Regions from separate parts of the Homo sapiens genome. Here region 1 is linked to region 2. The links are chromatin loops, found by intact Hi-C in ENCODE. Cell type or tissue: lower leg skin. All regions are shown on one strand. Links, peaks and the distances in the headings refer to the core of each region. The heading gives the core; the rest is flanking DNA. Region 1 overlaps CLOCK (clock circadian regulator). Region 2 overlaps SRD5A3 (steroid 5 alpha-reductase 3).

The links. Peaks named below come from ENCODE experiments on the same cell type or tissue, not always from the same donor. Only the 100,000 strongest peaks of a DNase experiment are listed, where the experiment ranks them.
Region 1: a loop joins it to region 2, with 6 times the contacts of the local background. A loop is called at or near these places in 88 of 110 quality-filtered maps.

What each region holds. Positions count from the first base shown.
Region 1 is chr4:55,539,502-55,544,884 of GRCh38, reverse strand. All of the region lies in intron 1 of CLOCK (clock circadian regulator), which reads left to right. It also overlaps the pseudogene RN7SKP30. Among named protein-coding and RNA genes, the nearest start is that of CLOCK, 4.7 kb to the left of the region's middle. In lower leg skin, for the core only: no CTCF peak of the experiment used is centred there; no DNase peak of the experiment used is centred there.
Region 2 is chr4:55,354,275-55,359,657 of GRCh38, reverse strand. SRD5A3 (steroid 5 alpha-reductase 3) reads right to left here. Exons shown (of 5, transcript NM_024592.5): 2 at 170-312. Among named protein-coding and RNA genes, the nearest start is that of SRD5A3, 11 kb to the right of the region's middle. In lower leg skin, for the core only: no CTCF peak of the experiment used is centred there; no DNase peak of the experiment used is centred there.

The DNA of each region.
Region 1 (5,383 bases), core at 320-5,319, 190 kb before region 2:
AAGGGCGAGGTGTAATAATACAAGTTTATGTTTGCTCTTTATATAAAGAAATTATGGGAGGATTTAGAAAACTAACAATAGAGGAGAGGGAGAAATAGTCTGAGGGAATGGTGGGAAATGAGATGTATTATGTGTATGTCTTCATGTTTTCAAATTTTTGTGTGTATTATGGACTCATAAACTGGATTAAACAAAAATCCTCCTCCCCCAAATAATTTGTGTGATTTTTGTTGCCTAATTTATGGTGATTTGAGTCATTTTCAATATGATTGCTTTTCATATTTTTTAGGAAAATCAACTAAAAAGGAAGTTTGGGATACCTTTTATGACTATTTACACTTTAATTTTTAAGATTGCAGAGGTCACAGGCATTTATCTTTTAAAGATGTTTAGTTATATCTTGCCTTGCTAAAATATATGACTGTTTACATTTGGCATTATGGCTGGATTATGCTGCTTTCAGAGTGTAGTTTGTGTTTCCCCCTCCTCTTTTTTTCAGGAGTCATAGATGGGTAAAATTTTACTTAACCCCAAAGTTTCATGACAAACAATTATGAGGAGGATGTGAACATTCCCTTAAAGTGCTAGTAAACTTGATTGTCTAGGTTAGTTTGCTTTTCAGGTTGGGAAACTTTTCTTTCTTTTGAGGAAATCAAACATGAACCCCAGTGAAAGGTAAATTGGGGTGTGTGTGTGTGTGTGTGTGTGTGTGTGTGTGTCTGGTTGTTTCTCATGAAAGTGTACAAAATGAACATTTTTTTAGGACTGGATTGTTGAAAACCTGTTTAATGAGGTTAAGACTGCACAGGCAGCTGTTAGATGAGATATAATTTTGGGAGGGGACCCTCAAACTCCCCCTGGTGACTAATATTGTGTAATGAAAGTAGTGAATAGTGAGTAATGGATTGCAGTTGCTGTGGGCATTTTTGTAATATTACCAGTATTCCTTTTTATTTTGTAGGATAGGATACTTATATTATTTCTGTTTGATATGTAGGTTTTTCTAATAGACTTCTGCAAAGTGTCACTTATTTTTCATTTGAATTCCATGTGGGTCCGTTCAATCTTTTTTAAAAATGGAATTACATTTCAATTTTTTTTTTTTTTGGAGACGGAGTCTTGCTCTGTCACCAGGCCGGAGTGCAGTGGCACGATCTTGGCTCACTGCAACCTCCGGCTCCCAGGTTCAAGAGATTCTCCTGCCTCAGCCTCCCGAGTAGCTGGGACTCTTATTTTTAAAATTACAGAAGTAAATTGATGCTCATAAAAAGTTAATACAGTGTATATATAATAAGTGACAACCCCTTTACATCCACTTCTAGCTCACATTCCTCCCCAGAGGAATCTAGGGAGCACAGCTACTCGTATACCCTTGACTGAAGGGTAACACTGTTAACACCACTGTATGATCTTGTAGATCTTTTTCTGTGCATTTGCAAATATGTTCTTTTCAGCCTTGAAAACGGAATCATCTTGAATGATCATCTGCTTTGCCATTTTGCCTCCAGTATGGGCTCTGTTATTACCTACAGGACAGGGACATGACTTGGAGCCTGTCAGAAAGCTTAACATCTGATATAGACCATAGGTCATACTCATCTTTTCACTAGTGAGGGGCCAATTGTTATGGAGGCATTTGCAGAGTTTGAAGGGAGGTCATACTGATGTGAGTTTTATCTGGTATAGATTTAATTCACTGTAAACTTCGAGCGGCCGAGGTGGGAGAATGGCTTGAGCCCAGGATTTCAGGACCAGCCTGGGCAACATAGTGAGACCTCTTTGCTACAAAATTTTTTTAAAAAAAATTAGCCAGATGGGGTGGTGCACACCGTAGTTTCAGCTAATTGGGAGGCTGAGGTGGAGGGATCACTTGAACCCAGGAGTTCAGCCTTGGTGACAGAGTGACACCCTGTTTTAAACAAAACAAACCCAAAAGGTGCTTGGATTCCATGAATTTTATAGGACTCTTTAGAGTCCAAGTTTTAGGGTTTTCTTTGGCTTTTGACTTGATCGATAGTGTATGGGTTAAACTTTGATTTTTTTTCCTTCTGTACTTGCTTGCAGACTCCTACGAAAGCCTCGTAGATTACACCAGCCTCTTGAGCTCCTCTGAAGTGAACCTAAGCAGACTGTCCTTAACTAAGGGACACTGATACTGACTTGGATAAAATTTAGCTTTTGAAGGGAAAAGGAGAGAAGAGGCTCTTTGGTTTGGCTTTTGCTTAACTGACAACAAACAACTAATATGCACTACCCTCTCCTCCATCCATCCCTCTGGTTCTCTAATAGTTCCAGAGGGTTTGTTTTAAACCAGGTTACAAAGAATTACCAAACCTTAATTCTTTTTAGCTGATGGAGTTTGCAAAAAGTTCAGAGTATTGATCAAGACTATTTACTATGGGAGATACCTAGAAAGATGCAGTATAATTGACCCTGCCTTCAGTGGTTTTGAAATCTAGTATGGTTAAAACAGCATAGACATTAATAATAATAATAATAATAATATTATTATTATTATTATTATTATTATTATTATTATTTGAGACAGAGTCTCTCTCTGTCACCCGGGCTGGAGTGCAGTGGCGTGATCTCAGCTCACTGCAACCTCCGCCTCCTTGGTTCAAGCGATTCTCCTGCCTTAGCCCTCCAAGAGTAGCTGGGATTACAGGTATCTGCCACCACACCCGGCTAATTTTTGTATTTTTAGTAGACAACGGTGTTTCTCCATGTTGGCCGGGCTGGTCTCAAACTGCTGACCTCAGGTGATCCGCCCACCTCGGCCTCCCAAAGTGCTGGGATTACAGGCATGAGCCACCATGCCCAACTGAAAAGCATAGACATTATAACACAAGGTGGAAAATGATAGATTTTATAAGAAAATTACATACAACATTTGTAAGGATGAGCCTATTTCTGGCTGTTTTTTTTTTTTTTGGTGGGGGGAGAGGCATGGGATTTTGAGGGAGAATACGTATCTTAACCTTTTAATTAGTTAAGAAAGGAAACTTAGATCTTAGCTCTTGATAACGTAAGGAGTTGTTATGTTCTTTTAGCAGGCATCTGTGAGACTGATAGCTATTTCAGTAGTTTTTTTTAAGCTTTCCCGCTGGAAAGAACCATTTGATGTTTTATTTGATAATTATAATACAGCCTCTTTAATCATTTCAGGATTGCTAGAAAAATTAGGAAATTAAATCCTATCAGTTAACTGTTGTCTACCATCAAATATGTCAGCCAGTGTTAATATTAAAAGAAAATTGTTTCCTCTTATCTCAATCTTGAAGCATATATATTATGTCACCTCTTCCACACATTTTTACTTCTAGTGCTGTGTCAAATAAAGCATTTATTTACTGTGACTATTTTAATAAAACAATATTGTGGGGGAAAAGTCAAAGTTCTGCACTGTAGCTAAACCTTTTGATGTTTATCTGTTTCCTTATAGTTTTTTACAGATGCATAAAGTAAAATATTTTTTAAGTTCCTTGTAGGCATTACACCAATGGCTGTTGCATTTTCTCCTTTTCTGGATCAAAAATTCTAGATGGAGTTGTATGAATTATTTATAGAACACTCAAGTGTCAGAGCAATATAATTGTTACTAATTGACTATAATTACATAATGGCATTTATATTTACAGGTTGCTTTACAACCATTTATTAAAAGCCCTATTAGGTGTAACTTCTGTGAAACAGGTGGATACCGAGATTCCTGTTTTTTTCCATTTTTTTGATTATGCAAATGTTGAATTATTTAAACTTACTCTTATAGCCTCAACTCTGAGTTATTACTTTAGTTGGATATTTCACAGAGATGTAATTCTGTTAATTTTAAGTCTTAGAAGTCTACAGAAATCACTTGTGAAAAATGAAATTTTATGAATTACTTTGTCTTTTAAAGTATGCTGTTTCGGATATAATTTGCTTTTCATTTTTCAGAAACATTTTCATTTTTTACATTAATAATGACGACGATTAAGTTTCTTTTTCAAAGAGGTCACATTCAGGTACTTAACATTTTTAATTCTCATCCCAAATAGTGGAAAATTGAATGTGAGGGCTATCTGGCTGTGACATGTTACCCCATTGATCCCCAGGGTTGATTCAGCTCATCTGGCTGGCTCGGCAGGTGTCCCCTTCCTCCCTCTCCACTCCACGTGCGTCCCTCCTGAAGCTGAAGCTGCGTGCTTGGTTGAAGAGGACAACCATCCCAAATAGAGGAGGACTGGTCTTGGGTCAAGGGTATACGAGCAGCTGCGCTCCCCTGCTAGAACCTTCGAGCAAGCTCTCAAGGTCCAAATAGTGGAAAATGAAAGTACAGGTTGATTCATGTTGGCAGGTTTTGGTATCAAAAAAAAATTAAAAAGCACACATGGGGGATATACCAATAAAGGTTAGACCATATGCCTAGCTAAGAACTTATCATTTGTATTAAAATATGGTTTAATGTAAAGAGTTGCCTTTCTCCATTCCCCCCTCCCCTCCCCTCCCCTCCTCTCCCCTCCTCTCTTGCCCCCAATTAAAAAATAGCACATCCCTAATGTGGGAAACAGTAAGAAAGCATAGATTACATTTTAGGCAGGGCACAGTGGCTCACACCTGTAATCCCAGCACTTTCGGAGGCTGAGGTGGGTGGATCACTTGAGGTCAGGAGTTTGAGACCAGCCTGGCCAACATGGTGAAACCCTGTCTCTACTAAAAGTACAAAAATTAGCCGGGCATGGTGGCGGGTGCCTGTAATCCCAGCTACTTGGGAGGCTAAGGCAGGAGAATTGCTTGAACCCAGGAGGCAGAGGTTGCAGTGAGCAGAGATCACGCCATTGCACTCCAGCCTGTGCGACAGATCAAGACTCAGTCTCAAAAAAAAAAAAAAAAAATTAATATCATTGGAGATCATACCACCGAAAGTGCTGTTGTTAATCTTCTTGATTATCTATCTGCTTCCTGCATTTTGTTGAGCCATTACATAAGTATATGTATACTTATATGATGTTATGGGCTCCTAATGTAGTCCACTGCAGTGCAAGCTGTTCAGTTAACAGTGAATCATCAACATATTTTCATGTCAGTATTTTTCTGCTATGTGATTATTTTTAGTAGGTATGTAACATTCTCATCTCTGTGTAATAATTTACTTATCAATCTTCTGTTGGACATTGAAGTTGTTTTCAATTTTTAGGATAATAATACTGTCACTTCCCTATATCATGCATTTTGATACTGGCCTACCTAGTATCAGTGATTTTTTCTATTTTTGTTTCTCTGAAAATATCTCAATTTCACCTTTTTTTTTTTTTTTTTTTTTTTTTTTTGAGACAAGGTCTCACTCTGGCACCCAGGCTGGAGTGTAGTGGTGTGAACATGGCTCACTGTAGCCTCAACC
Region 2 (5,383 bases), core at 159-5,158:
GCCATCCGGCAATGAACCGTGCAAAGCTCTTTTTTGCCCTCATCCTCCACTTCCCAGGCCCTTCTGAGGAGGTGCCGAGAGAGGAGACAAAATGCCAAAAACTGCTCCCTTGCAGACAGGAACAACAGAAACGGGATGCAGCGTTGTCATAAGCCCAGGGAGTCCTTACCCTGGAACTGTGCCGCCCCGAGAATTCTGAGCAAACCATGAAGCCAGCTTGGAAAAGGTGCTCCCAGGAACAGAGATTGAGTAAGGCACCAAAGCAGGAAGCCATTCCACAGCACTGAGATGATATAAAAGTGGGAAAAATATCTGCAAAAGGAAAACAAGCGAGGCAATAATTAGGGTAGATCCACTTCAAGCTCTTATACGGGAAGATTATTTTTAGTTTCTCTGTCTTTCCCCACCCCTCCATTCCCAAAGTATACCTTTGCTTTTTAATAGAATCTGAATCCTATAGGTGTTCAGGTTCTTAAAATTTCCTTTCAAATAACGGGACCAGTTAACTTTCAGGAAAAAGAGGCCTCTCTGAGGTTAACAAGAACACAACCAACTGTGTTAAACTTAGAATAAAGTTTAGTTAGCAATCTCTCTGATTGCTGGGTAACAGAATTGGACTCAAGTTCCCAAAACGGAGGCTGCAGGCCCTTGCAAAGAGAACCTAGACTGTGCTAAAACAAGCTAAATCTGTGAAAGATTTTGATTTCTATATCCCAAACAATATTGCAGTAATAGCCACACAACTGTTACACATGATTTGCATAATCGCAGACACTTGGGGCTAGAGGAAGTAAAAGATCTTCAGGCATGACTCAGTGTTTTTCCAAATTGGGTTGACCTAAATTACTTTTATTATAACATGACTAATACTACAATCATAAAACTAGGTATTAACTCCTTATGGTTATAATTCTCAGACAACTACAGGGCCTATTTTGCAATCAACACATCTACAAACTAAATACAAATAGGACCACAAAACCAATGCAATTGAAATTAGCGATGTTAATTTAATGCAAAAGATGATGTTGATTTGCTGAAACAAAAAAAATCACCTAATATGGCACAAGGGCCTAGGGCCTAGCAGGTTCTTCTTCTTCTTTTTTTTTTTTTTTTTTTTTTGAGACAGGGTCTTGCTGTGTTGTCCAGGCTGGAGTGCAGTGTTGTGATCACCACTCACTGCAACATTGACCTCCCAGGCTCAAGTGATCCTCGCACCGCAGCTTTCCAAGTAGCTGGGACCACAGGCTTGTAGTAGTCCACCATGCCTGGCTAATTCTTAAACTTTTTATAGAGATGTGATCTCCCTATGCTGCCCAGGCTGGTCTCAAACTCCTGGGCTCAAGAGATCCCTCCCACCTTGGCTTCCCAAAGTGCTGAGATTACAGGTGTGAGCCACCATGTCCAGCCCCTCATAGGTTCTTTTGAGGTCTGTTTATGTATACTTTTCTATTTTTTTCTATTCAGTCTGAAACCTTTCTGACTCTATTGAGTGCCTGGCGGTCATCTGGCTTTCCCTGGTCTTCAATGCATCGTGCATATATTAAATCCCACTCCTTCTTTTCTTTTTCTCATTAGTCTGTGACAATAAAAGACAACCTAGAGCCAAAAGAGGATTAAACATAATCGCAGGGGCTCCTCCAGATGATCCAGAATGTGCTTGTAAGAGAATGCACAGCCCCTGAGATCATGCCTACAAACTCAGTCTGATAAACTCTGATCCAACCTGATCATTCCATGGCAACCCACTCCACTCTGCCAATTACTGTTAGCAAATTCTATCACTGGCCAGGCATGGTGATGCATGCCTGTAATCCCAGGGCTTTGGGAGGCCAAGGTGAGAGGATCCCTTGAGGCCAGGAGTTTGAGGTTATAGTGAGCTATGATTCTGCCTCTGCAACTCCAGCCTGGGCAATAGAGCAAGACCCTGTGTCTTAACAAATAAATAAATAAATAAAATTCTATCACTGGATTTGCCATCTCTGGCCACACAGAACAAGAATTTTAATTCCACACAACATCTCTTAAACTATTTGAAGAGAGCCATCCTGTGATTCCCAATTGGGATCTTCTCCAGGCTTCAAGAGCCTACTTTTCACAGAAGTTCATGCATCAAGGCCAATCGCCACCTGTGGCTACTGATCTTTGGTTATACCACAGGGTCTTCCTTAAGACACACTTCCCACAACTGACCCCAGGTTATGGTCTGAGCCTCGTGGAGCACAGTGGAAGGTCAAGAACATGCTGTTCTGCAGGCTCCCAGGAAAAGGCAGGAGGGATAGCTTCTGAAGGACAATTTCTGGACCAGCCACTTTACGTACTTAATTTTTTCACAAATATTTACTGAGCACTTCGAATGTGTTGGGCAATATTCTAGAAGCTGGGGACTCAGCAGGGAGTAAACAGACTAGGTCTCCGCCTTAATGGGAGTTTACCTTAGAGTGGGGAGTCAGACGGTCAACAACTAAACCTGCAGACATCTAGCATAATGCTGGGTCAGGGGACAGAGGGTGCAGAGGGGAGGCTGTTCTGGATGGATGGTCAAGGGTGGCTTCTCTGGAAGTAACATTTGGCTAGAATGAGTCATCCCTGTGGATTTCTAGGGGAAGAACTTTCTAGGCAGAAGAAATAACAACTGCAAAGGCAATGAGGTGGGTGTATACTAGGGGTGTTCAAGGAACATTAAAAGACATCTGTACATTGGCATGGCCAAGGGCGAGGGTAGAAGGTGAGGCAGGAGTGGGGAGAGGACATGAAGCCTTGTAAGGCCACTAGCTTTTATAATGGGGAGCCATTTGGGCAGATGAGTGACGTGAGGTAGTAATTTATGTTTTAAAAATCCCTCTAGGCTACCCAGGAGGCGGAGGTTGCAGTGAGCCAAGATCGCGCCATTGCACTCCAGCCTGGGCAACAGAGCGAGACTCCATCTCAAATAAATAAATAAATAAATAAATAAAAAATCCCTCTAGCCTGAGCAACATAATGAGGCCCCATCTCTACTAAAAAAGAAAAGAAAAGAAATAAAAAAATTAGCTGGGTGTGATGATGCATGCCTGTAGTTCCAGCTACTCGGGAGGCTCAGGCTGAGGCTGCAGTAAGTGGTGATCATGCCGCCACAGCACTCCAGCCTGGGTGACAAAGCGAGATTCTGTCTCAAAACAAACAAACAAACAAAACCCTAAAAATCTCTCTGGCTGATGGACAAGTTCTGGAGATAGGTGGTGGTGATAGTTGGATAACAAGATGAATGTATTTAAAGCTACTTAACTATTTAAAAAACATTAAAAAGGTAAAATTTAAGTTACGTGTATTTTACCACAATAAAAACATTTTAAAAGGCAGCAAAAGAGGCCGGGTGCAGTGGCTCAGGCCTGTAATCCCAGCACTTTAGGAGGCTGAGGTGGGCGGATTACCTGAGGTCGGGAGTTCGAAACCAGCCTGGCCAACATGGTGAAACCCTGTTTCTACTAAAAATACAAAAATTAGCCAGGCATGCTGGCACACGCCTGTAATCCTAGCTACTTGGGAGGCTGAGATAGGAGAATAGCTTAAACCCAGGAGGCAGAGGTTGTAGTGAGCCAAGATTGCACCACTGCACTCCAGCCTCGAAGACTGAGCAAGACTTTGCATCAAAAAAAAAAAAAAAAAAAAAAAAAATGGAGGCAAAAGAAAGCATTGGTCATATATTTCATTATTATTTAAGTGAAAAAATATCCCTCTGGTAACGAGGTAGAGAACAGTCTAGTTGTGCGGGTAAGGGGTGCCAGGTAGAGCATGGCAAAAGTTAAGATTATTTAGTTCATCTTCATAACAATCTTATGAAGCTTATGTGGTTATCTTTGTGTGGCAGATGAGAAACCCAAGACTCAGAGAGGTTAAGTTACTTATTCAATGTCACACAGTAAGTGACAGCCCTGCTGACTGTGAAGTTAAAATCATACTATTGTGCTTTCATGCAACCTAGGCGTGCCTGAACTTGCTTTTCCAGCCTTATGTTACACGTACCAATTTATATCAAGCCTAAAGTCAAGCATATCACTCAAGTGGGTTTTGTGTAAGTTGCTAAGCTACACCGTGCTGCGCTCTACTTGTGTCATGGTGTCTTTCATTCACAGGCACATTGTGTTGCTTTTCATTCCCACATTTTGTTTTGCTTGCCTGATTTCCCTCTATACATTTTCTATTCTTTTTTTTTTTTTTCAGACGGAGTCTCGCTCTGTTGCCCAGGCTGGAGTGCAGTGGCACGATCTTGGTTCATTGCAAACTCTTCCTCCTGGGTTCACGCCATTCTCCTGCCTCAGCCCCCCGAGTAGCTGGAACTATAGGCGCCCGCCACCACGCCCAGCTAATTTTTTGTATTTTTAGTAGAGACGGGGTTTCACCGTGTTAGCCAGGATGGTCTCGATCTCCTAACCTCATGATCCACCCGCCTCGGCCTCCCAAAGTGCTGGGATTACAGGCGTGAGCCACCGCACCCGGCCTATACATTTTCGATTCTTTAGAACAAGTCATAGCTCTTGTTTGTTTTTAAAGACCCAGCTTGAGCCTCCAAAAGCCAATCTAAAATCTTCACTGCGTTCTGTTTTGGACACTCTCCTTTTTTCCTCCTTTGGCACTTTGCTTACTTGTAGCACTGTTGTCCAAGCCCTTGTAAGCAGGGGTAAGGTGATCCTTATAGGATAATACAAGGTGCTGAATGAGCACTCCCTTGCTTAACAAACATTTGAGTGCTTACTTTAAATCACAGCTGCTCCAGGCTCTGGGGATACAACAGCAAACACAACAGACAATTCCTGCCTTCATGGAGCTTACACATGCGTACGCGCGCACGCACGCGCGCACACACACACAGTAAATTTTATAGCATGTCAGGTGATAACTGCTACTGAGAAAACTAATGCAGAAAAGAGGAAGGAGGAATGCTGGGATGGCAGAATTATAATATCAAACACAATAGACAGGGAGGGGCCTCACTGAGAAGGTAATATTTGAGTAGAATTACAGCAAGTGAGGGGATAAACCATGTGGCTATCTGGGGAAAGGCCTTTCCAGGTAGAGTGAAACAGGCAGTGCAGGTAAGAGAGAGAACTAGCAGAGAGGCCCTCAAACCTGGAATAGAACCAGATGGGGCAAACTAGAGACAAAGTCAGTAAGGTAGTGGGAATGAGACCATGAGGTCTTGGGCTTTTACTGTGAGTTAGAAGCTACTCTATGGTTTGGGGCCTAAAACACAATCTATTTTTAATATTAATACATATTTGCTGGCCGAGCGCGGTGCGTCAGGCCTGTAATCCCGGCACTCTGAAAGGCTGAGGGCAGATCACCTGAGGTCAGGAGTTCAAGACCAGCCTGGCCAACATGGTAAAACCCCATCTCTACTAAA